3 separate regions of the Mus musculus genome follow, and all the other regions are linked to region 3. Evidence: chromatin loops called from intact Hi-C (ENCODE). Cell type or tissue: heart. All regions are shown on one strand.

Region 1 (8,000 bases), 520 kb before region 3:
GTGCTTCCCAGTCAATGCATGGGACTCACTCTCTCAATTGCTGCAGCCTGTGAGGTTCTAGGCCAGCTCTCCTGCTTTCACATAGGCTGCCCATGGACCTTTCCCATGATCTTTGTTACTCCAGATCCAGTTCTCAGGATCACCCCTAGTGCTGCAACAGAATTATCAGCTGCAGCTTCCCCTCCTCCATCCACATCTTCTGTGGATGCCACACACCAGTACAGTACATCCTAGCCTTCCCTTTCCATCTGGTTGTAGTGCCCAGCCCCCAACTGAGGCAGACACCCCATGCTCAAACAGAGGCCATGTCTGCCTGAAGACCAGGCAAATTACCTGCACACTTTCTTCACACTGATCCTCCAGACCCAATTCTTGGGGTTGCTCCTAGTTCTGCTATGTGGGGCAGGTAGACAGTGCCACCAGACAGAAGAACTGGTAAGGTTGAAGCAGGTTCAAAACCCTGGTTTTATCCACATGGAAATACAAAATTTATGTTAAGAGACCATTTCATCCTTATCAGAATGTCTATATTATTTAAAACAACAACAACAACAACAACAACAAAACCCCAAAAGTAAATGGCAAAGATCTAGAGATAAAGAACCCTTTAATACAACGTTGGTAGGAATGCAAATAATTCCAGTCACTATAGGAATAAGTACAGTGGCTCATCAAGGACACTCAATATAGGACCATATGCACCACCAATACCATTTCTGGAAAATATCTCACAAGGAGCCCATCGGATTACTGATGAGACCCTTGCAGACCCATGTTCCTTGCTGTACTATTCCCAGTAACAATGGATCAACTGTGTTTGCATCAGTGGATGGATGGATGAGGGAAGTGTTGTATATGTACAAATGAGTTTTACTTGGCTTTAAAGAAGAGTGAAGTGCCCTTTGTGGGAACATGAATGGGGGCTGAAAATCATCGTGTTAGGTGAAATAAGCCAGTCTCATAAGGAACATCTTTCCTGTGATGTATGAAATGTAAAGAAAGAAAACAGGTGTGGAAATACAGGAGGAACTGTTAAGGATATGGAAGGGGAGAAGGGAGCTTGGAGGTAGAATAGAAGATGTTAGAAAATTTCAGAATGATTTAAGTCTATTAAATGTGGATGTAGAAAGGCCTGCCCACTTCCTCACTTGCTCTCAAGGGATTTTTCCTACTTTCCTAAAAGGAAATACTTGGCTTTTTAAAATCTTTCTTTTATTTTTTAGATCATAATATAGTTATATCTTTCCTTTCCTTTTCTTTCCTTCATACCTTCCCATATACCCCTTCTAGCTCTTTTTCAAATTCATGATCTCTTTTGTTTGTAATTGTTATTACACACACAAACACACACACACACACACACACACACACACACACACACACACTCCTAGATATAACCTAATCAGTCTGTCTAATGGTACTTACAGGTATATTTTCAGGGCTCACTGGACAACCTATTAGCATGTTCTTCCATGGGGAAGACTGTTTCTCCTACTGTTGGCATTCCCTAGCTGTGCATGGCTTCTTGTATAGGGTGGAGGCCTCATGGTCTTTCCCCATCCCTATGCCTACCGTTGCTGTCCTTGCTCAGCTCATCTTTAGCAGTCATGTTGGTGAGAACTTATCTTTGTAGCTTCTTACATTACTAGGAGATAGAGTCTCACAGCAAACTCCTTGATCCTCTGTCTCTCTCTCTGTCTTCTCTTCTGTGATGTTTCCTGACCCTTAGATGCAGGAATTGTTTTCTAGATGTATCTGTTGTGACTGGGCTCTACAGTCTGTATTTTGATTGGTTGTTGCAAAGAGTTTTTCGATGAGGGGTGAGGTCTACACCCAATCTGTGGATAGAAGGACAGGTATTTAGGGATTATGCTGGTTTAGTAACGTGGTGATTGTAGGTTTGCCTCCAAGTTACCAGGGATAACTTCACTAGCCCTAGTGTCAGTCATGATTTTCCTCTTGTTGAGCAAGCCTTAATGACCATACTTATTATATTAGCCATACTTTTCTTGGTTTCAGGAATTTCTTTTCTGAGATAATGGCAAACAGATTTCTTTTCAGACATTTTTGCTTTGCATTTTGCTCACAACTTTGTCTGTAAACTCGGTTAAAAGCACCCTGAAGGAGCCATGCTGAGTGTCGAGTGCTGGGCTTCTTTGAAAGTTCTTCCATAATATTAATTAGCCTATCAATTTTAAAGGCAACCTCTCATGAAGTTTCATGTCATGGGCAAAATGTAGGTAAGTTATTTTTCTCGGTGGAACATGAATGATTCTAATCTAGTTTACAGTAGTGTCATCATTCCAGTCTGGAGCCTCATGAGTACTGTCTTTACACAGTTCAGTGGATAGTTTAGTCTTCACAGCTCCCACCACAATCATTGATCAATCTCTGTTTACAACATTTTAGTGTGTCTATAGTACTTATCTCTCAACTTTTCCAAGACTTCCCACTAACTATTTCCAGAGATTTTTGAACGACAAAGATATTACTCCTCTGGTACCAATTCTTTGGGTTAGTAAAACTTTCATCTCTTTGATACATACCCGAGAGAAACAACTTAAGAAAGGATTTATTTTGGTCTACAATTTTAGAGATTTTGATTCCATAGTTGGTTGGCTCCATTCTTTGGGTCCTACGGACCTTATAGAAATAGAGCATGTTGGAGAAGAATTCCACAGCATGGCATGCAGCAAACAAAGAATTAGGATGGTGGGGGAAATATGTCTTCTGAGAGCATTTCATTGACCTACTTTTTCCAACATGACCCCACCTCTTACGTTGTAGTATTTCTCACCAGTGCTACCATATAATCAGTTCATCAGTTCATTAGTTCATTCAAGAGCCCTTATGATTCTTTCTCTTCCCCAGAGTCTATCAGCTGGCAATCAAGCCATGAGCACACTATCCTTTTAAAGTCTTCCAAGATTCAAGCTATAACAACTTTCAACTTATCCTGTGGCCCACTGTCTTTGTTACAAGTTTTACCGTTTACATTATGTCTTAAGGAATCCTGGGTCTAATTTTGTGTTTTATTGGCCACTATGTGTAGCTATTATTACTTCTGTAATCTTCTTTTTTGACACTGTTGTGCTTTATTACAGCAGACAAGCTTGTTTCCTCTCTCTTGGATTTCTTGATAGGCTTCCTTGATCTCTAGCTGTCCTAAGTGTTCTGCATATAGCTACCAGAGTTATTTGAGAGAACGGACTTCAGTAGGCCACTTCTTTGGTTCAAGCTTCTGATATCTCTTCAAAGCATGAAAGGTAAAAACTCAAACCCTGTGTTTGTTCCTAACCTGTTTTTCAGCTTCCTTTCCACTTGTCTATGGTAAGAGCCTTATATTCTAAATATGATGGCAAAGGGTGAGCAGGAAGCAGTGTTAGGGAAGGCTGAAAATGTATGTCTTGTATTCATATTTAGACTTGTGCTTACTCTTAGCAAAAAGCCACCTCCTTCATATATATGCTCTCTCATTATCCCCTCTCTGTTTATATATTAAAGTTCTTATTACATTGTTTTAGTATTTTCTGTTCTCACATGTTTCTATGGTATTTGTTTTAGTTTCAACCACATTTGTTCACATTTTTATTCCTTGTATTTAATATATTTGTTATAGGACTAATATATTATCATTAATAATCAGCATGTATAATGAACTCTTTTCTTCAAAGCCTCATCCTTTCTGTGCTAGCTCTCTAGGTCCCCTGAGGCTGCCACTAGGAGGCTCCAAAACCATCCACATGAGAAAACTTGGTTTGCTTCCAGGTTAGGCAAAGATCTGATGATGCTCCACAAAGCCTTATAAAATTTTAGATACCTAAATCTTTTCTATCTTTCAAATTCTCTACTTTTTGATTTTGTTGTCCTCAACTTTGGATTATACATTTCTATTTGGTGAACTTATGTTAACACAATGATAAGCCAGAAATATTAATATTCTGCTCATAGCCTGCTTACCCAGCCATGGAAAGCTAATTCTCCAAGAAGGTAGTAATGAGCAGAGTGGAGGTTCGGTGAACCTATTCATTCAAATGTCTACATGAAGGGTAATTCTTACTCTTTTCTTTACTTATCATTCATTTAACTTCCAAGGCATTTAAAAAATAGTATTTTAGTAATTCTTTGAGAATTATTGAATTTCATAGCATGTATTCTGACCATATTCATCTTCCTACCCTAACTCTTCCAATTTTCTCTCCTAAATCCCTACTCACCCAACATTTCCAACTTCTAAAGGATCTTTAGTATATTAGATTCCAATAGAAATTACCACAAAAGATTATTGCTGCTCAGTTATCAAATATGCCAAACCATTGGCCATATTTTGCATTTATGACTACTATTTTAGTGCAGCTGATAATAAACCATTACCAAGAAAGGAGTCTTTCTGCAATGCTCTTAGAACTGGGGTAAATCTACGACTTCTGAACATTTTGATTCTTTATTGTTTGAAGATGATGAATGTAAAAGAAAAAATGCACAACTGTATTAACCATGCATCTTTTAACTTTTTAAAAAATAATGTAAATTTGCATGCTTCGTGGAATTTTTCTTTCAGTTCTTCAGACCACAAAAATAATTCTCTTTTTTCTAAGTTCAGAACAAATATAACTGAATATTATATTTAAAAGAATGTTTTCTGGGGCCTGGAGAGATGACTCAGAGGTTAAGAGCCCTGGCTGCTCTTCCAGAGAATGTGGGTTCAATTGCAAGCATTCAAATGGCAGCTCACAACTGTCTATAACTACAGTTCCAGAGGATCTGACATCCTCACACAGACATATATGCAGTCAAATCACCAATGTACATAAAATAAATAAAAAATAAAAGAATGTGTGTTGATGTACTCATGGTATTTACACAATGGGTCTATGGATCCTCGGAGTTTGGTTTAGAATGCCCAAAGACACCCTGAGTTCAACCAACAGATGTCTTCATTTTACCTAGCCTGATTATGTACCTGCTCTTGTCTCAGCCCATTTTTTTTTTTCATAATGGGTTGTTACCAGCTTTATATGTCAGTGCTGACATGTATGGTTTATTATAGTCCTTTTATTTATCACTTTCGTGGAAAACATCATGAGCCAAAGAAAATATCTTAGTGAATGGAATCTCAGAAATTGCAGATGAAAGAAATAAAGCAGTTCTGATAATCATTTTTTGTTTAGATTAATACTAGATCCAGATCTTCAGGTTGCTTGGATATGAGGACTATTTACTAGTATACAGATGACAAATCAGAGCTGTGGTCAACACAGTGGGGCAGGCCCTAGAGACAGCTCACAGAGGAATGATGTATGCGTATTAGTGGTACGATGACTCTGCTGCATGCCTGAGCATCAGACACAGTTGTGAATATTTTTATGAACAGTCTTGAAATGAAACTGATTTCTTCATCTGGGAATGATGCAGAAGAACTGGAGAAATAATGCAGATGAGAGAGAGAGTGAGAGCGAGAGAGAGAGAGAGAGAAAGCTTCAGAAGAGACTTAAATATTCATGGACATCTGCCAAGTATCCATATATATTTGCATACATTTAGTACAAGTAGAAAAAATACTTACTGAGTTTGATTCTGTCAGAGGTCATTTATTCTGTTGGATGATATAATTAATCCAAAGAGCATCAGCAGTTAGGAGGCCTAGGTTCTAATCTTTGCTTATAATGAAAATCACTAAAACTTCTGAAAATTCTCTTTACATCAACTTCCAATTTTTTTTTTTTTTTTGGTTTTTTGAGACAGGGTTTCTCTGTGTAGTCCTGGCTGGCTGTTCTGGAACTCGCTCTGTACACCAGGCTGGCCTCGAACTCAGAAATCCGCCTGCCTCTGCCTCCCAAGTGCTGGGATTAAAGGCGTGTGCCACCACGCCCGGCCCATTTCTTCTTTTTTTTAAATTTATTTTTATTTTCTATTTATTTGTTTAGGTTTTTTTGGGTGGGGAAGTGTTTCTCCATATAGCCTTGGCTTTACTGGAACTTGCTCAGTAATGCTAGGCTGGCCTTGAATTCAGAGATCCATCTGTTTCTTCCTTTCTAGTGTAGGGATTAACGGCATGCACCGCCACCCCTTGGTTAACCTTCATTTCTTTCTCTGTGAAACAGGAAGGTGTTTACTGCTTTACCTTTATCTCTAGAGCAGAAGCCAGGGAAGTATACTTTCAGATCAAAATTGGTCACCATCTGTCTTATTAAAGATCTGTTGGAGCATAGCCACACCCATTCATTTATATACTATCTATGACTGCTTTTGCATTACAATAGCAGAGGTGAGTGGCTGAAGCAGAGTATCAGATGCAAAACCTAAAATACTCACTGTGTGACTATAAAAGGTTTACCAACCAACCACTGCTCTAGAAAATATTTGAAACAATGGGATTTTCAGTTGTTGAGATTGAGTATGTTTCTGGTGGTGGTGGGAGGTAAGAATTATAGGTGTTCTGGAGGACAGCTAACGAACTGTGGTGTCTGAAATCCCATTAGATTTCTTCTTTTTTTTTTTTAAATTAACTTATTTATTTACTTTATATCCTAATCGCAGCTATTCTCCCTCCTCTCCTCCCAGTCCCACCTTTACAAATCCCTCCCATTCTCCTCACAATACAGTAATCCCCCTTGGGTACCCCCCCCCCCCGGGGGCATCAAGTCCCAGAAGGACTAAGCATATTCTCTTCCACCTAGGCCCAACCAGGCAGTGCAGTTAAGGGAAGGGAGGGTCCAACAGAATCAGAGACAGTGCTTGCTCCAATTGATAGGGGACACACATGAGACCAAGCTGCATATCTGCTCCAAGTGTGTAGGGGGCCTAGGTCCAGCCACTGCATGCTCTTTGATTGGTGGTTTAGTCTTTGTGAGCCCCCATGGGCCCAGGTTAGTTGACTATGTAGGTCTTCTTCTTGTGTCCTTGATCCCTTTGGCTTGCTCAATTCTATCACCAGTTCTTCCACAAGACTCTCCAAGCTATGTCTGTTGTTTGGCTGTGGTTTTCTGCATCTGTTTCCATCCACTACTTGATGAAACCTCTCAGGAGACTGTCATACTAGGTTCCTGACAGCATGCATAGCAGAGAGTTGTTAATAGTGAGTGTTAAGGGTTGGCTCTCTCCAATGGGATGGGTCTCATGTTTGGGCAATCACTGGTTGGCTCTGCTCCATCTTTATTTCTTGGTCTCTTCTTACAGGCTGGTCTCCATTAGATTTCTTATCACTAACCATCGATTTGGGTTATAAGAAGAGCTATATCAAATGTTTTAGAGCATTAAGACATCAGTTTCTTATTTTTTTTTTTAAGAGACAGACAGTATTGGCTGTCCTGGAGCTTGCTCTGTACACTAGGCTGGCCTTGAACTCCAAGATCCATCTGAAGGTTAGGATTTCTATTTAACCATTGTTCCTAATCTGAGGAAATGGTATCCACCGAGCAATGTATTATTTGTTATAATTAATGATGAAATATCATAAGTGTTCTACTTAAAGTCAGGAAGAATCCAACAATGTCTTGAGATCACTTTTTATATTTGGGATCCTACCTATCTAGCATCATAAGGTCATCTACTGTGAATGGTCTGAGAATTTTATCTTACTTGTAGACTAACAGAGGAGAGCTTATCAGCATTTCTTGGCTACTTGCAGGAAATGTGAGATTCCTATGCCATAGAAAAATGATCTTATTTTTACAGCAAGCATAACTGACAAAATAATCATTGCTTTGCAGTAGGTTTCTGAGTCCCAATTCCCACATAGCAACAAGAACACTAGATGGTTATCTTAATGCATTTTGTACTACTATGACATCAGATAATTTGTAATGAATAAAAACTTGTTGGCTCACAGATGAAGGCTGAGAAGTTTATTATCAAAGTGTTCTTATATATTGAGGACCCTTTTCTCCTGTGATAACAGGATAGAAATCTTTACACAGTGGGAGGACAAAGAGAATACTCAAGGAAAACTAGAGAATATGAGGGAGAAAACCACTAAACCACTACTGTTGGAATTCATG
Region 2 (8,000 bases), 230 kb before region 3:
CTATCTTCCCCCAGAGTTGCCGCTGGGCATCTCGAGTAACCTCAGCTTCCAAGTAAAAGAGACTTACTCATTTACCTAGATGCGTAGCATATTTTACTTTACATTGTGGATTTATGTTTAAGATAAGTTGTTTTTGTTTAAAGCTTTTGACATTCACCCCTATCATGAATAACCCATATTCCTTTTTTTTTTTTTTTTTTTTTTTTTTGGTCATTTCTTTCTTACCTGTGGCTTGAGGTTTTTCCCTGTGGCTATCTATATTCAAGTTATTGAACTAGTAAGGAAAGCAATCCTGTAAGTCTATTTAATTGGCCTTACCTTTTCTGCGGGCCAAGTTCACATAATCTTTCTACCTTCTGAAGCATTTACATATATTGATTTCTTCCTGTGAAGTGTGTGAAACCTCACTCTCTCTTATCATACTTATCATACTTATCATGAAACTAAGTAGTTCCTAAGTAGTGCTGCGCTTAAAAGTATATTTTTAAAACTTGCATAAACAGATGTAATCTTGAGAAAACACCAGACAAATCTAATATGAAGGAGATATTAAAAGGAAGACTTAGATATCAAAATCATAAAAAGAGGGTGAAAATAATTTTAGATGAAAAGACACTAAACTAGAGTGAGTTGTAAGAATTGAATGCAGTATGTGATCTTGGACTTGATTACTACAATTTCTTTAAATGACATTTTGGGGACCTAAAATTTAGGAGAGGTTGTGGGCATGGTAGACTGTGCCTTTCATCCTAGCACTTGGATGGCAGATCTTGGGAGTTTGAGGCCAGGCTAGTCTCCATATTGATTTCTTGGCCTGTTAGTGATTGTATAGTGAGACTTTATACCCAAAAAATTTATAAAATGTCTATATAATATGTAAAATATTTTAATATTAGTATCTAATTTTGATGCCCATTCTACAGTTTTATTAGTGAATTTCCTGAATTTTATTAATTGTGCAATATATGAAACTCTAATAAAGAAATAAAGAAAAAAGAAACAGGAAAAGAAACTAGGAATTTAGACAGGCTAGCAACCTCAAAAACATTCATCATTGATATCTGCCCTTTGTGCCTTCTACCTGCCTCTGCAGCCTTGGCCTGACTCTGGAATTCTGAGAACTCATGTTCCACCTCCCATTCCCTTTCATTAGGGTTCATCAGTGCTGGCCTGCTTTCTGTTCCTTAAACTTTCCAAGCTTGTGCTGCCTCAAAACTAGTGTACTTGCTATTTTTCTCTTACAGCATTCTCTTTCCAGATCTGTTCTTGGCTGACTATTTGTCATTATTGGGCTGAACTCAAATATGACACTTCAACACCTCACCCCAAGACAGCAATCTGACTAATCAAACAAAAGGAGTTCTCGGCCACAATAACCTCTTTTCTCCTCTTCGTGAGACTTATCATTATCTGAATTTATCTTGCTTTTTTATTGCCCAGTGCCTCTCTGACTCCTCAGTGTTCCAGTCCTACCCACATGGAGTGTAGATTCATGAGAGTGAGTTTAAACTCGCTATCTATAAAAATACTTGGCACAAGAAGTGGGAGTGGGTGGGTAGGGGAGTGGGTGGGTATGGGGGACTTTTGGGATAGCATTTGAAATGTAAATGAAGAAAATACCTAATTAAAAAAAATACTTGGCACATAGAAGGTTCTCAGTGACAGCTAAAAATTAAAAATAGATTAATTCATTTGCATATAGAAAGACCAGTCAATTGAAGAAAGTGATATCGTAGATAACTTTTTTAAAGTTTATTTTTCTGTCACATTATTAATGTAATAGAAAATGGCTACGATACCAAGAAAACAAATATCTGAAGTTCTGTCTGTAAATTGAAACAGCGACCTGTTCCTTCCTCCTTTGAGCAAAGGACTGAAGCATAAGGATTGGAGAGAAAGTTTCCAAGCTTAGCTGCTTCACAATTACAGAAGACCACCTGGAAGCCAAATAAGCCCGGACCATTCAAAGAACAGTAGATATCGCACGAGAGAGCCTGGACCATTCGAGGAGCAGAAGATATGTACACGAGAGAGCCTGGACCATTCGAGGAGCAGAAGATATGTACACGAGAGAGCCTGGACCATTCGAGGAGCAGAAGATATGTACACGAGAGAGCCTGGACCATTCGAGGAGCAGTAGATATGTGCACAAGAGAAGAGGCATCTTCAGGCTGGTGGGAATGGGGTATTCACATGCTTTGAAACAACCCGAGGCCTGAGGGCTCATCCTAATGAAAAATTTCACATTCCAACTTGGTTTTTGTCTGTGAAGTAGGCATGTCATTATTACTTTACCACATTTTGAGATGTGCTGGAGAAGAGCTAAGGCAAGCATTTGTTTAATAAAGGCACTAAGTAACAACATTCCTCATTTCTTCTTCTTCCGACCTTTCAAAGCTCTCCTTCAAAGCTGTTCTCTTTGAGGCTGTATTTACTCCATATTAAATGTCTTTTAGAGTAAATTCTTTGGGCAAGGGCCAGTCTTCATAGTGTTCCCACTAATGCAAGACTTTGGAGCTATCTATAAATGACAGGTCTCCTTTGTACAACTGGCTGGAGCAATAACCACACTCTGACCCCTGGGTGGCAGTAACCCTTTCCATTCCTCAGCTTTTGTAGGAATCTGGATGGAGCTGGGCTTCATTAGACTCTTTAAAATGCATAAAAATGCCAACCACACTTTGCAGACATGATGTTTTCAGGCACTTGTGAGTTCAAACATGTCCTTTATTCTTTCCAACTCAGTATGAAGGCTGTTTCCCATGGAGGCCTAGCCACAAAACAAGCTTGCCGGTCTCTTTGGTTTGGTCTGTATGGAGTTACTGGTGATGTGTCTATAGAAGCTCTTTGCTTCCTTTTGTGTAATTGGGGATGGGGAACCTATGGGAGGAACAAAGCTAAAGTGGTCTTCATTCCCTCTTGTTTATACCGAAAAGGAATAAAAAGAATTCTCCTTATGAAAGATGATCATATTATTTTCACCTTAACGATTTAAGGAAACAAACAAATAATTAAAAAAAAATTATCAGTTAAAAGGGAAATTATTTTGAATTGTCTATTGAGGTTCTATTTTTTTTCATAATTACCTGCATACCCCATACCCCTCAAAAATGGGCACAGAATTTTCTTTTTTAACCTTTAACTAGTTTGTATTTTAAATAGCATGGAAATATTCAAAACAGATTGGCTCACAGAACCATTGTCATGCTGGGAATGTTGAAAGAAAAGAGCCAGTGAGATGGTTCATCAGGTAAAGGTGATTACTGCTGAGCCTGGTGGCCTGATACTGATTCCGGAAGCCACATTGTAGGAAAAAGCGGACTCTTACAAATTGTCCTCTGATCTCAACAAGGGCACTGTAGTATGTCCCAAACACATACATACATACATGTAAAAAAATTAAATAAAAGCAAAGTTCAACTTATCATCTAAATGAAAATATTGAACTAGAAAATAAGTCCAAAGGACTCAGCCAAAGGAACATGAAACTGGACACCAGGAAGCTTAGATTTACGTTCATTTCTATCTAGCTTCACATTAACCAAATATCAGTGGATATTATTGTGTGAAACACAGATGTGACATGTGAAAAAATAAGTACGTTCTCTAATACTGAGAAACTAAAAGATGTTTAGTTAAGTAGAAGTATATCTGGAGTGCAGTTGTATTTGCTAATTAAAGGTTTGGTTTTATTTTATGAGTGTCTTGCCTGCATGTATATACATACGTACACTGAGTGCCTTCCTGGTGCCTGTGGAGGAAAGAAGGAGGTGCAGGATCTTGTGGACCTGGGGGGTATAGATGGTTGTAAGCCGCCGTTTGAGTGCTAGGAACCAAACCGGGGCCGCCTTGGAGAGCGGCCAGTGGCCTTGGCTGCTGAGTTGTCTTTCCTGCCTCATAGTTTTATTTGCTTCATAAAGCTAATTTTTCTGTGAAACAGTTACCATTCAACAAATGATTGTTTAAATATTTGAAAGGGAGGTAAGTTAAAGCCTCCTTTAGAAATGGCTGCTCGTAGGAAAAGCCCACCTGCTTTCCCTTTCTCTCCCGGCCGGTGTGTGAGCGACCTATATTTGCTACTTTGACTTTCCAGCGCATGCTCAGTCCTCGACAGCAGGCAATCTTAGCTTCCTCTCCGACCCTTTTCCAACCTTTGAAGTCCCCTGTCCATTAACTAATGGTCAAATCCTTTGTTTAGCTTTTATGCTGACACTCTGTAGAAGCATCACCTCTGTTCCTTTCTCCAAATCCTCGAGCCCACCCTGACCCCCAGGGAATTTCAGCATCCTTAGATTCCATGCCCTAAAAGAAAAGCAGCGCTGTGTGCAGGTGGTGGGACATAAGATCGGTTCTTTGTTCTAGTACAGTAAAACCTTGGTCAATGTTTGACAGAAATTCAGGAAAAGAGGGGCTGTGAGTGCCACCTTGTGGCCAGACATGTCCCACCACATCTGATTTGGTGCCCCCAGAACCCACCTAGTTTATCTGTGGTTGGCTTGCCCCGGTGTCCTTCTGATTGAAGCCTCTCTTTTTTAAAGCCTTTGTTTTAAACTCAGAATGTCAGAGTCATACAGAACTGTTCTAAAATCCCCTGTATCTATCTTACTCATTTCTCAAGATCTGATGTCCTAAGTTTGATGTCCTAAGACAAAAGGATGAACCACCATCCAGAGACTACCCCACCCGGGAATCCATCCCATAATCAGCCACCAAACCCAGACACTATTGCATATGCCAGAAAGATTTTGCTGAAAGGACCCTGATATAGCTATCTCGAGTGAGGCTATGCCAGTGCCTGGCAAATACAGAAGTAGATGCTCACAGTCATCTATAGGATGGAACACAGGGGCCCCAATGGAGGAGCTAGAGAAAGTACCCAAGGAGCTAAAGGGGTCTGCAACCCTATAGGTGGAACAACAATATGAACTAACCAGTACCCCCAGAGCTCATGTCTCTAGCTGCATATGAATCAGAAGATGGCCTAGTCGGCTGTCACTGGGAAGAGAGGTCCCTTGGTCTTGCGAAGATTATATGCCCCAGTATAGGGGAACACCAGGGCCAAGAAGTGGGAGTGAGTGGGTAGGGGAGTAGGGCGGGGGAAGGGTTTAGGGAACTTTCGGGATAGCATTTGAAATATAAATAAAGAAAATATCTAGTTTTTAAAAAAAGATCTGATGTCATACCCTTTTGTTATTGTGGCAACTGTGACCCCTAACAATCATTGTCATCCTGATTCTTCATCCCAATTCTTGTCCTTTTACTTCCTTCTACATGTTCTTCCCAATTCTATGCACTGGATTTTTTTCTGCCTTAAACCTGTGCAAATTTAGCGTATGCTGTCACAATCACTGTGAGTTAAGTGGATAACTGCCCTGTGGTTTCTGGAAAATACTCACTTAATATTTATGCCACCTCAGGTTCTGCGATTCCTGCCGTCTTTCTCAAGTCTTAGAGCCCTGGGTTGAAGGGTATGGCGTTCTTGTAACTTTTGGGGCTGAGCACTCCACAGTCTTTAATTCTCCACATTTGACTGAGTCAGGTGTTAATTGCAGTCTGCAAGGAGAAGCTTCTTGGATAAGGCTTGAGGGATGTGTGAGTATCTATGAGTATAAAAGTAAATCATTAGGAGTCCTCTTAATCCTATGTCTATATAGCAAGGTAATAGTATTCCGTTCTACTCTGGGACCTAGGAATCATGTACCCAGAGGTCCTTGGCCCTTTAACAGTGCCAAGTATGGGTTCTATCTCATGGAATGGACCCTAGGGCCAATCAGAAAGTGGCTGGTTTCTCCCATAACCGTCTTCTGGGGGTGGGGTATGCACACTGATCTCCATGGTGGTTGTGCTAGTTTACCCACACCCACAGTTGGGAATTAGGTTTCCCCTTCCCCATCACCCTTGCCAGCAGGTGTTGTCATTTGCTTTCTGGAAAATAGTCATTCTGACTGCAAAGAGACGGGATTGCAGGGAGCTTTCATTTACGTCCCATGGTGGTTTAGGATGCTGGTTACTTTTAAAAAATATTTATTGGTTATTTCTATTCTTTTTTTCTTTTTTAATTAATTAATTTAAAAAAAAAAACTCTGTTGAGTTCCAACCTCTATTTGTTGATTGGATTGTTTGTTTGCTCTGTTGGTTTTGAGTTCTTTGTAAATTCTAGAAAGTAAGCCTGTGTTGGCTGTGTAGCTGGAGAAGAGTTTCTTCTCTTCTGTCGGCTGCCGCTTCAGGGATCCATAGTTCCTGTTGCTGTGTAGAAGCTTTTAAACAATGATGAGATCCTATGTATCAGTTTTCAGCCTTGTTTCCTAATTAACTGAATTCTATTTAGGAAGTCTCTCGCTTTCCCAACATCATTTGTGTGCTTTTAGCATTTTTGTAAAAAATCAGATTGCTGCTGAGTTTTCCAGGCCCCAGTGCATAAGATCTTACCTATGTTCATACAGGCAACCTTAATAAATCTCAGTGGGTCACACACAGACATAAGGAAATGAGGAAGAGGACTTGTTGAGAAGGGGGACTTCAGTTCTAGAGAATGGAGGATTAGAGAGGGTGACTGGAAATGAAAATAAATAAAAGTACAGTACATACATCTATGGGACAGTTAAATACTTTTTTACTTGTCTTTATTTTTGAGATTATAATATAATTTATGCTTTTTCCTTTCTTCCTGCTAAATGTTCTTGTATACTCCTCCTTGTTCTCTTTCAATTTCATGACTGGTTTTTTTTCGATGTTATGCATATATGTATATACATCTATATCCCTAAATATGACCTGTACAGTGTTAGTTATATATATGTTTTGAGGGCTGATTCTTTGTTGTTGAGTGACCAAGTGGTGAGCTCTTTTCCAGGGAAGACTGTCTCCTTGCTCTCAGCATTTCTTAGTTGCCTGAAGTTCTTTGTGTAGGGTTGAGACCTCATGGTATTTTCCCACCCACTTTGGCATTTCAATTGGTGTCATCCTTATTCAAGCCATGTGATGGCCTGACATGTTGGTGAGACTTTATAGGTGTAGCCTCTGACATGAGTGGAGACACAGTCTGACAGCAAATTCCCTGATTCACAATTGTCCCTGAGCTTTAGGTGCACAAGTGTTTTGTATCCATTGGGACCAGAACTCCACACATCTGCCTTTTGATTGGTTGTGATTTTCTGTTGTGGTATCCATCTTTTGCAAAGTTTCTTTGATAAGGGGTGGAGACTACACTTATCTGTATATATAAGATTGTTATTATGGATTATGGTAGTTTAGTTAAGGGGTGGTTTGTAAATTCTTCTTCAATATCCGTGGCTTCAGCAACACTTAGTAATGAGCTTGATTTTTAGTACCAGATAGAGCTTCCCCTGTGTTGGATGGGTCTTAAGTTCAGTTAGAGAGCTGTTGGTTGCCTCCAAGATATGTGTGCCACTACTGTGCCCTAAGGTTGTCATGTCATGTTAGGTAGGAGTGTTGGTTGCCTCTCTACTGTGGAAATTTTCATGGCACCTTCTGGTACCATGAAAGCGAGTCCTCAAGGAGAAAGCATTAGAGTCACTGAAACTTCTTTAAAGATATGGCTAAAATTCATAAGTACAAGTTTTCCAATCCTTGAGTTTTCTTTGTTGGAAGACTATCATGGCTTCAACTGTATTAGATATATTTGGATTATTTAATTCTTCTTGATTAAGTTTGTGTATGTAATAAGTATGTAGAATTTTGTATATGTCTAGGTTTTCTATTTTTTTAATCTTCAAGAAATTCTCTTATTTTATCATATAGATTTCATAGTCTATCTACTTGGGAAAGTTTAAGCTTAGTAATTCTCTCTCTCTCTCTCTCTCTCTCTCTCTCTCTCTTTCTCTCTCTCATTCCCTCCCCTCCTTTCAGTTCTGTTTTCCTCACTTCATCCTTCACTTCCTTCCATTCTCTCTTTCCCTACCTCCTTCCTTTTTTCCTTCCTCCACAAATTTTTATTCTGAAATTGAAACTTTGAGAAAAGCTGAAAGACTAGATTCCAT
Region 3 (8,000 bases):
GTCTGCAGAAAGTGCAAACTCATTCACAGAAGCTTAGAAGCTTTGAGGGCCTTGTGAGCCTTGTTGAATTTTGTGTATTTTGTGGCTCACGATGAGGTGGTAGCTGTAACAATATGTATGTTGTGGTCTAAGTAAATCATAGCATGCAGATCTGAGAATGTAGTAAAGGTGCCAGGTGGGATATTCTTCACCCCGCCCCCATAATCTTCTTCTTCCTAAGTAAAGCTTGTCACTATGGAGCTGGTGTCACAACCCAGGACTTAGGAGGAACTAAGGGATGTGAAGGAGCAGGGCTGTCCAAAGGGACAATGTGTTCAGCTCTCTCTTCTCCGTGTGAGGTCGTTGCTAAGGCTTCCTCTGCCTGGGTGCACCACACACACACACACACACACACACACACACACACACACACACACGCGCGCGCGCGCCCCGTGTGTTAAGTACTTATCCACAACTTCCCTGGTACTAAGAGCTCACTCACCACACAGTGTACATGTGTGGGGCAGCTTTGGTTGAAAGGGCAGAAATGTCCACTAAAGTTTATTCACCAAAATATTTCCTTTTAGAAGAATTCATGTATCCTGGGTTAAAAACCATGGCCTCCTTTCATGGCATTGCAAAAGAGTCAAGAAGGCACCTTTTATCCAAAGTAAACTCAGACGGTGACAGCCAGAGGGTTACTTGATTCCCCTCACCCCAGCTGCAAATGTCTCCATCCCTTCTCACCCTGGTGCTGCTTCACCCTGGCTGCACTTTGAACAGCTATTGGCTTTCAAACCCCAGTGCCCACACCACACCCCAGAGCAATTAACCCAAATCTCTGGGCTGAAGCAATTCTTAAAGCTCCCTAGGTGATTCAAATATGTGACCAAAGTTGGGAAGGATTGGCCTTCCATAAACCCTGGAACACGGGTCCCAGATGATTCACATCTTTGATTTCCCCATCCAGGCACCAGGCCATTTTGCCAAAGGTGTGAACGTGCCCTAAGCCTGTGGGAATTCTCATGCCTGAGTAAAAGGCTGAGAGCTGGCCTCTCAAAGCTTTATTGTTTGCTTTGTTTTAAATCCCAGATTAGTAATGTGCAGATTATAGGATTATGAAATGATTTTTCTATTTTACAGTGACTTGACATCTTAAACCAAGATGTTTGCGGATCCACGGTTTTCACTGTTGCTTTCTGAGAGCCTCCCGTTTGTTCTTAGCTCCAGAGTGTACTTCCTTCCAGCTCACTTTCAACAGCTGCAGACTTTCTGCATAGCTGCCCATCATGGCTCGGGCCTGTCCCCTCACACTGACGTGGCAGGGATTTCTGTCCTTCCCGTAGGATGGTTTTTTCATGGTGTGGCCAACATGGCCCTGAATGGCTGGCTCGAAAACTAAGGGCAGGAAAGCTAAGTATGTAGGTGGTTCATGATAGACTGAGAAGAGCCAGCCCTCGTCTTCTTTGTGGTTTGGTGATGTAAATGTGTCACCTTTAGGAGGTGACAAGTTCTACTCCTGTTCATTCCTGCTGATGGGCTTGAGTCCTGAACCCATGTTTCTTGGAGTCAAGAGGTGGTCTATTCCACCTACAGAGCCTACAGCACAAACCTGTCTCCTGGCTGCCAAACACCAGCAACCACTGAAGACCACACCTTCCATGCTTCTGTTTACCTGAATGGCTGAGAGTTATGGCACATATTGCCCTTTGACATCTATAGAACATCTTATTCTTTTTCCTCAGAAGGTCATACAGAGTGCTGATGTGATACACAGAGCACTGTCAAAAGCCAATAAAATGGAGATATTTCTCTACTTGCTTTAATGGATTTCAAGAAGTATCCAGGGAGCCATGACCATAAAGTCATCAGCCTACTTCAAGTGTGGCTTATAGATTAACTTATACTTATATTTGGAAAAACTCTCCACACTACTTGCACTCTGCCATACAGGGAATTTTCTTGCCCCACACTGCCTCTACCTGCTTCACACAAGTAGGGCTGGGGAAAGATGCCTCGGTCTCCACAACGGATGCATTACCTCTGAGACAGAAAGGACTCTAAGAACAACACAGGAGCCTGGAAGCCGGAGGAAAGGAGAGAGCTCTGGCTTGGGATCTGGAAAAGTCTAAAGCCACTATGTTTACCCAGAAAGCCATGCTTCGAGGAAAGGCTTGTAGTATGGGAGGCCATTTGAGGCTGCAAGATAAGCTTACAGAGGTTTGGAAGTACACAAGTTCAAGGCTCATTTTGCCCTGGAGGTGGCAAATCTCACAAAGGACTAGAATATGGGACGCCTGTGGGGTGAGGAGAAAGGCCACAAAGATACACTAGCACTAGACCACAGAAACTGTTGAAATCCGGGCTAAATTTGATTTTCCTTCGATTTGTGTTTTTCTATATAATGTGTTTATTACAGTGTGTTTGGCCACACATTTGCATGCTCTAGTGACTTTTTTGGCTTGGTGGGCAAAGCCTAAGTCTGTTGTAATTAACTTTACATCACAGCGAACCATGCAGATATGAGTAATTCCCCTTAATTACCACTTGGTGACTGTGGCAACTGCTCTTTACAATGAGAATAAGACACAGTTAGCTGTGGAGTCATGGCGCTGTAGTTTCTGTTTCTGGTTTCAATTGTGTCCTGTGGTTTGAGTGTGATATGCCTATGACATGGAGCTTTGAGATGGTTGCAGGATTAAATTTTCTTTTAAAACTGCCCCCCAGATGAGTCTCTCACCAGGTGGAAGTCAGCAATATCAGTAAAAATCTAGGTTCCTTAGCTGGGTGCTCATCTTGTCTGCCATGTGTGCTAAGTTATTTTAAGGCATTGGATGCACATGGTGGAATCCGGTTGTGCAGATTTAGATGGGACACCATTCAAATCATGCCCCCCCCAATCTGCTACATACAGAAAAAGTCCATCTATATCCCTGGCACTGAACCTGTGAGCTTCCCCTGTGCCACGTGAAACAGTGCTAGTAGGCATTTGGAAAAGCTAGATCAAAGCCGTTCAGACCCTCGGTGTGCCCTTCATGGGCAGGATGCAGAGTTGGATGAGCTTCAAGCAGTAAAGCTTCACCCCAGAGGATTGAGGGGAACGGGACGGGACGTTTTCTTCCCAGTCTTTCCTGTCTCTTCTGGTCTCCTCTCTGTAGCAGCCCAGCCAGTCCCGTTCCTGAACTGCTGTGGGAGGAAAAAGCCAGACAGCTAAGTACGAACTACTGAGGATGAAGAAAGGAAGGGAGCCTAGGGAAGGAAGCGTTAGGTCGCAATTGAAAAAAAGATCATTGAGAAATAGGAGCGCTCCGAGGGGATCCAGAGCCTTGCCTGAATCAAAAGAATCATAAGAAAACTCATGAAGCCTTGGCCACCATCACCGATGCATCGGCATTACTCAGGGCCATGTGAAAGGAATTTCCTTTCCTCTGCCTCTCCTAGAGCAGAAGGGACGCAAACCCACGGTCCTGAAACCTGGCTGGGCCCCTCCGACTCTAACCTGGGCCTGACCTGGAGGAGGGCAGGGCAGCTGCACACACCAGTTTCCCAGCCCAGCTCAGGAAGCTGCACTAACAGGTGCGGCCGGGGGCGGCGGGGGACCCAGAACCCGGGAGAGCCTGGCGCCGGGGCCAGCGACTCCGCACCTGCGGCGGGATCCCCCTAGGCAATCCGGCTGGGAAGCTCTCACCGCCCAGGAACTGCATCCCTGCTTCGCGCTCTTCCTTAAAATTGGGCCCCACTCCAGACGGAGCCCCTGCCAAGGGGGCCACAGTGCAGTTTGGGTTTGGGTTTGATTGATACTAAGATTTGTTTCTTTGACACACTAAGCGCTAGGTACACCTCCCGGCCTTGGGGAGATGGGGTGAGGACAGCAGGGACTAGAGGACTAGTTCGGCTTCCTGGGAGCAACCCTGCAGTCTGACGCTCCCCTCGCTGTTGTATAGAACAAGAGTGCCCCCTAGTGGCCGAAAATTAGCGTCGGGCTAGGAGAGAGCAACTGTGCACATTAACACATAAAATTCTTATTTGTTCTGTCTCCTGACCCTACTCCTCTCTTGCTGTCAGTCGCATTATTTACAATCTAGAAGCCTACGGGAAGTGACCGGAAACCTATCTAGACCGACACGTTTAATGTCTGAAATCTAGACAGAATTCAGCTTCTGGACTTGCGGTCTGTTGTCCCCCCTTCTCAATTGTAGTTCTGACTTTAATGTTTCTTGTAATATAAGCTGTATCAGATGTGGATAGATAAGAGAATAAAGAACGTGATGGTCATCAGCCCTCCTATCAGGGGTGAGGACAAGCAGACAGAATTTTACAATCCAAGTCCAGGCCCAAGAAGTGCAAGGAATTATGGGACACTTTCGAGGGGCACTTGTACATGATATAAAGAACAAGCAAGACCATCAAGAAAAGAGTCAGGGGCTGGAGAGAGAATTCAGCAGTTAAGAACAGGTTCTGTTCTTGCAGAGGACCCAGTTTGATTCCCAGCACGCACGCTGAGTAGTTTCCAATCTCCTGTAGCCCTGGCTCCGGGGACTCCAATGCCCTCTTCTGGCCTCCATAGGGGCTGCATTAGTGTGTAAATATCACCCCCTCCATGCACGCAAAAATTGAAAATCAGTCTTTAAAGAAGACACAGCAGCATGTGGAGGAAGTTCCAGACAATGGAAACAGCAAAGACAGAAGAGCCCTGAGATTAGAAAAACTAACCAGAGAAGTTGCAGCACAGGGCGAAGGAAGTGGTAGACAGGGACTAGAAAGGGCGGAAGTTAGAATGAGCCTCTAAGGAGCTGGAGGTGTTGATAAAAGGGCGGGCTTCGGGGAATGCAGATGATGTTCTAGAAGCCAGTGAACGTTTAGACAGGTGAATGGCACGCTCAGATTTCTGTTTGTTCAGGATCATTCTAAATTAAATAGTGAACTTTGCCTTAGGCTAGCTGTTAGGTCTGGGCAGCCTGGCTGACAAACAGGACAAAGGAGACCTCAGGTTCATCCGATCTATCTGTTACTCCATCCTCTGGAGAAACCTAAACTCAGTGTCTAAGGTAGATCTGAGGTCTTTTTCATCTTCCCTTCAAGGCCCCCCAAAATGCCAGTCAAAACCAGACACCAGCTCCGGAGTGTGCTTCTGTTAAAAACAACCCCATAAAAGCATGCGCAGACACAGAGAGAGACAAGGTTGCAAAAGGATACGGTCGTTAGACGTTCTATCCTGGGACCTAAGAAGAGTCAGACCCCTACTTAGACGCTCATGACTACTGAGAACCATAAGACGTGAGGAGCAGACATTGCAGGCAAGCAATGGGGGTGGAGTGGCCGGGCCACGATGCTCCCACGAAGAACTGGAGGGTCAGAGGGCTTGACTCTGAATTGACACATAGAATCCCATTTCAATTAACACATAAAACTGAGAAAACAGGTTTAGAAATTGGAAAGTAACTCAAACTCTGTAAAAACAAAAGGCAATAAAACACAGTTGTCCCAATATTTGGATAGTTTAGATACCCTCGGCAATTCACGGAAACTGGGAATCTAAGAGAGATAGCTCAGCTTTGGCTGGGCCACTTAGTGTTCTGTTGAAAAGTCATGACCCATGGAGGAAGATGGTGATAAAGACAGGATGATAAGAACGGCAAAGAAAGAAATGAGATCTGGCGAGCACCACCCGAAACTCAGGCAGACAACATGAAATAGGAGGAGGCAGTCAGCGACAGCCCTGGCTTACCTGCTTATTAGTTCTGTGACCCTGCCGATGCCACTTAACCTCTCTGACCAGGTCTCAGTGTGCTGTTACAAAAATAACAAAGTTTTCATATTGCACGGGGGCTTTAGCCCTGTCACGAAGGGAATCCCTGCACGTACCAGGCCTGCCTCTTCCTGGCTCTGTGACTCAGATAAGTTTTAGGCCCTCTAGACTTTGTTCATGTGGAACACAAGGCTGCTGCATGCCTGGATTGAATGAGCCCAGGCAAAGCAAATCCAAGAATCCTGCCTTTCACACCAAAGTGTTTCACAATCCATGACCCTTTCTTTCAGCACTGATTGGATTGCAAACGTGCCGATTCCTCTCTGTATACAGCTGAAGGACGGTGTTGCCTTTAGCATGATGTGATTTCACTGGGTGATAAATATTAAAAACAAACAAACAAACATAAGCAGAGAGAAGAGGACAAAAGCGGTGCTAAAGCACATTGTCCCTCTCTTAACAGAGGAAAAGGATAAAGACTGTGAGGACTCAAGGTCTCAAACAGCCTCGCCCACAAAGCCAGGAGACCTCCATACAGATCTCTACTCTTCATTTTTCTTTCTTCTTTTCTTTTCTTTTCTTTTCTTTTCTTTTCTTTTCTTTTCTTTTCCTTTCTTCTCTCTTCTTTTCCTTCTTTCTTTCCTTCCTTCCTTCTTCCTTCCTTCCTTCCTTCCTCTCTTTTTTTTGATGAAAAACACTAGCAGTGATCAATGCCCTCCCATCAAGTGGGAATAAGGTGTCTGGTGAGTGTGAGAAACATCGATAATTCAGATCTTATCTAACATCTCCACTGAGAGGCAGAGTAATTGCTAGTTAATAGAATCTATGAAGGCACTCTCTGCAAACCTCCAGGGAGCCTCTCTAGGGCACAGAAACTAATGGGGGAAGCCTAGAAATTTTGCAAAGGGTCTCAAAGACCATTTACTTATTCCTCCCAAAAAGAAATGTTGATTTCCTGCCTTACACCTCCGCAGCACTGTGAGGGACAAAGCCACGAATCACTCCACATAGAGAAAGGAGGGAGGGCGAAGCTAAGAGAGCCTCATCCACGGGTTAGAAAAGGAAACAGCCAGGCAGACCTGAGGACCCCTCACCACCAGCCTGAGAGTGGAGGACGGGCAGCTGCCCAAGGACCCAGAAACAAACTGCCAGTCAGTTGATTTGCACACACTGGAGGGGACAAATGCCGAACCTTCTCACACCAGTCTTTATCATAAAGTCTCCTCCTTGGGCTGGAAAGATGGTTCAGTGGTTAGTGGTGCTTGCTGCTCTCCCAGAGGACCAGCTTTGGTTCCTAGCACCCAAATCAGGCAGCCCACAGCCAGATGTAACTCTAGCATCACTGATACTATCAGCCTCTGAGAGCGGCCCACACACAGCATGCTATAGATATGTATTCACATAAGTAAAAATGTAGTTATCTTTTCAAGAATGGCAAAAAAAATGTCTTCCCAAAATAATAATAATTTTATAACAGTTTTAAGTGAACCTGTACCTTATTAATCTCAACCATGGCCCCTGAGTATTATTTATTTATTTATTTTGTTTTGGGGGGGTTGTTTGTTTGTTTGTTTGTTTGAGACAAGGTTTCTCTGTGTAGCCCTGGCTGTCCTGGAACTCACTTTGTAGACCAGGCTGTCCTCGAACCCAGAAATCCGAGTGCCTCTGCCTCCCAAGTGCTGGGATTAAAGGCGTGCGCCACCACCACCCAGCGGTCCCCTGAGTATTTTAATCCCACTGTACATACCTGCTTAACACTTTCCTCTGGAAAAAAAAATGTACTCCATCTATATGTAAGGCATTTTAAAAATTTTAAACCACCTCTGCATATGTATGTGTTGATGACATCCACACATTAACTGCTCGTACCCCACCTGCCCCTGCGGTCCTCAGCTGGACTCAAGCCTGGAGTTCCCAGGACTGAAAGTAGAGAAGTAGCCAGAGTCAGTGTCATACGGGAGGGGTGGGAGGTGCCAGGCATGAGGTGCCAACAGAGGATCTATAAGCAGGAGGCACAGAGGCATGCTACGAGAGGCAGGTTCTGGGCCGTGGTGACAGGGATGAAGGCGAAACACAGCAGACTTGGCAAACATTGAAGGAGGAGTGGGTTTGACTCTGTGGCATTGGCTGTGGGGGCTGGGGAAGGCATCTCAGAAGAATCCCAGCTTTCTACTTGTGTGACTGGCTAAATAGCGGCTGCCACTATCATAGATGTGCTTAAAAGTAGAAATACAGGCAGGGTTTGAACTGGACCATGCGCCTTTGAAGCTTC

The links. Peaks named below come from ENCODE experiments on the same cell type or tissue, not always from the same donor. Only the 100,000 strongest peaks of a DNase experiment are listed, where the experiment ranks them.
Region 1: it touches region 3 in a loop (7-fold over the local background); 32 of 42 quality-filtered maps call a loop at or near these places.
Region 2: it touches region 3 in a loop (9-fold over the local background); 20 of 42 quality-filtered maps call a loop at or near these places.

The regions. Positions count from the first base shown.
Region 1 is chr19:43,307,054-43,315,053 of GRCm38, reverse strand. All of the region lies in intron 2 of Hpse2 (heparanase 2), which reads left to right. Among named protein-coding and RNA genes, the nearest start is that of Hpse2, 77 kb to the left of the region's middle. In heart, a CTCF peak has its summit at 3,724 (motif pointing right); no DNase peak of the experiment used is centred here.
Region 2 is chr19:43,023,914-43,031,913 of GRCm38, reverse strand. All of the region lies in intron 3 of Hpse2 (heparanase 2), which reads left to right. Among named protein-coding and RNA genes, the nearest start is that of Hps1, 250 kb to the right of the region's middle. In heart, a CTCF peak has its summit at 4,431 (motif pointing left); no DNase peak of the experiment used is centred here.
Region 3 is chr19:42,791,017-42,799,016 of GRCm38, reverse strand. All of the region lies in intron 11 of Hpse2 (heparanase 2), which reads left to right. Among named protein-coding and RNA genes, the nearest start is that of Hps1, 15 kb to the right of the region's middle. In heart, a CTCF peak has its summit at 3,934 (motif pointing left); a DNase peak (open chromatin) is centred at 3,896; H3K4me3 peaks cover 983 bases; H3K27ac peaks cover 526 bases; H3K27me3 peaks cover 2,307 bases.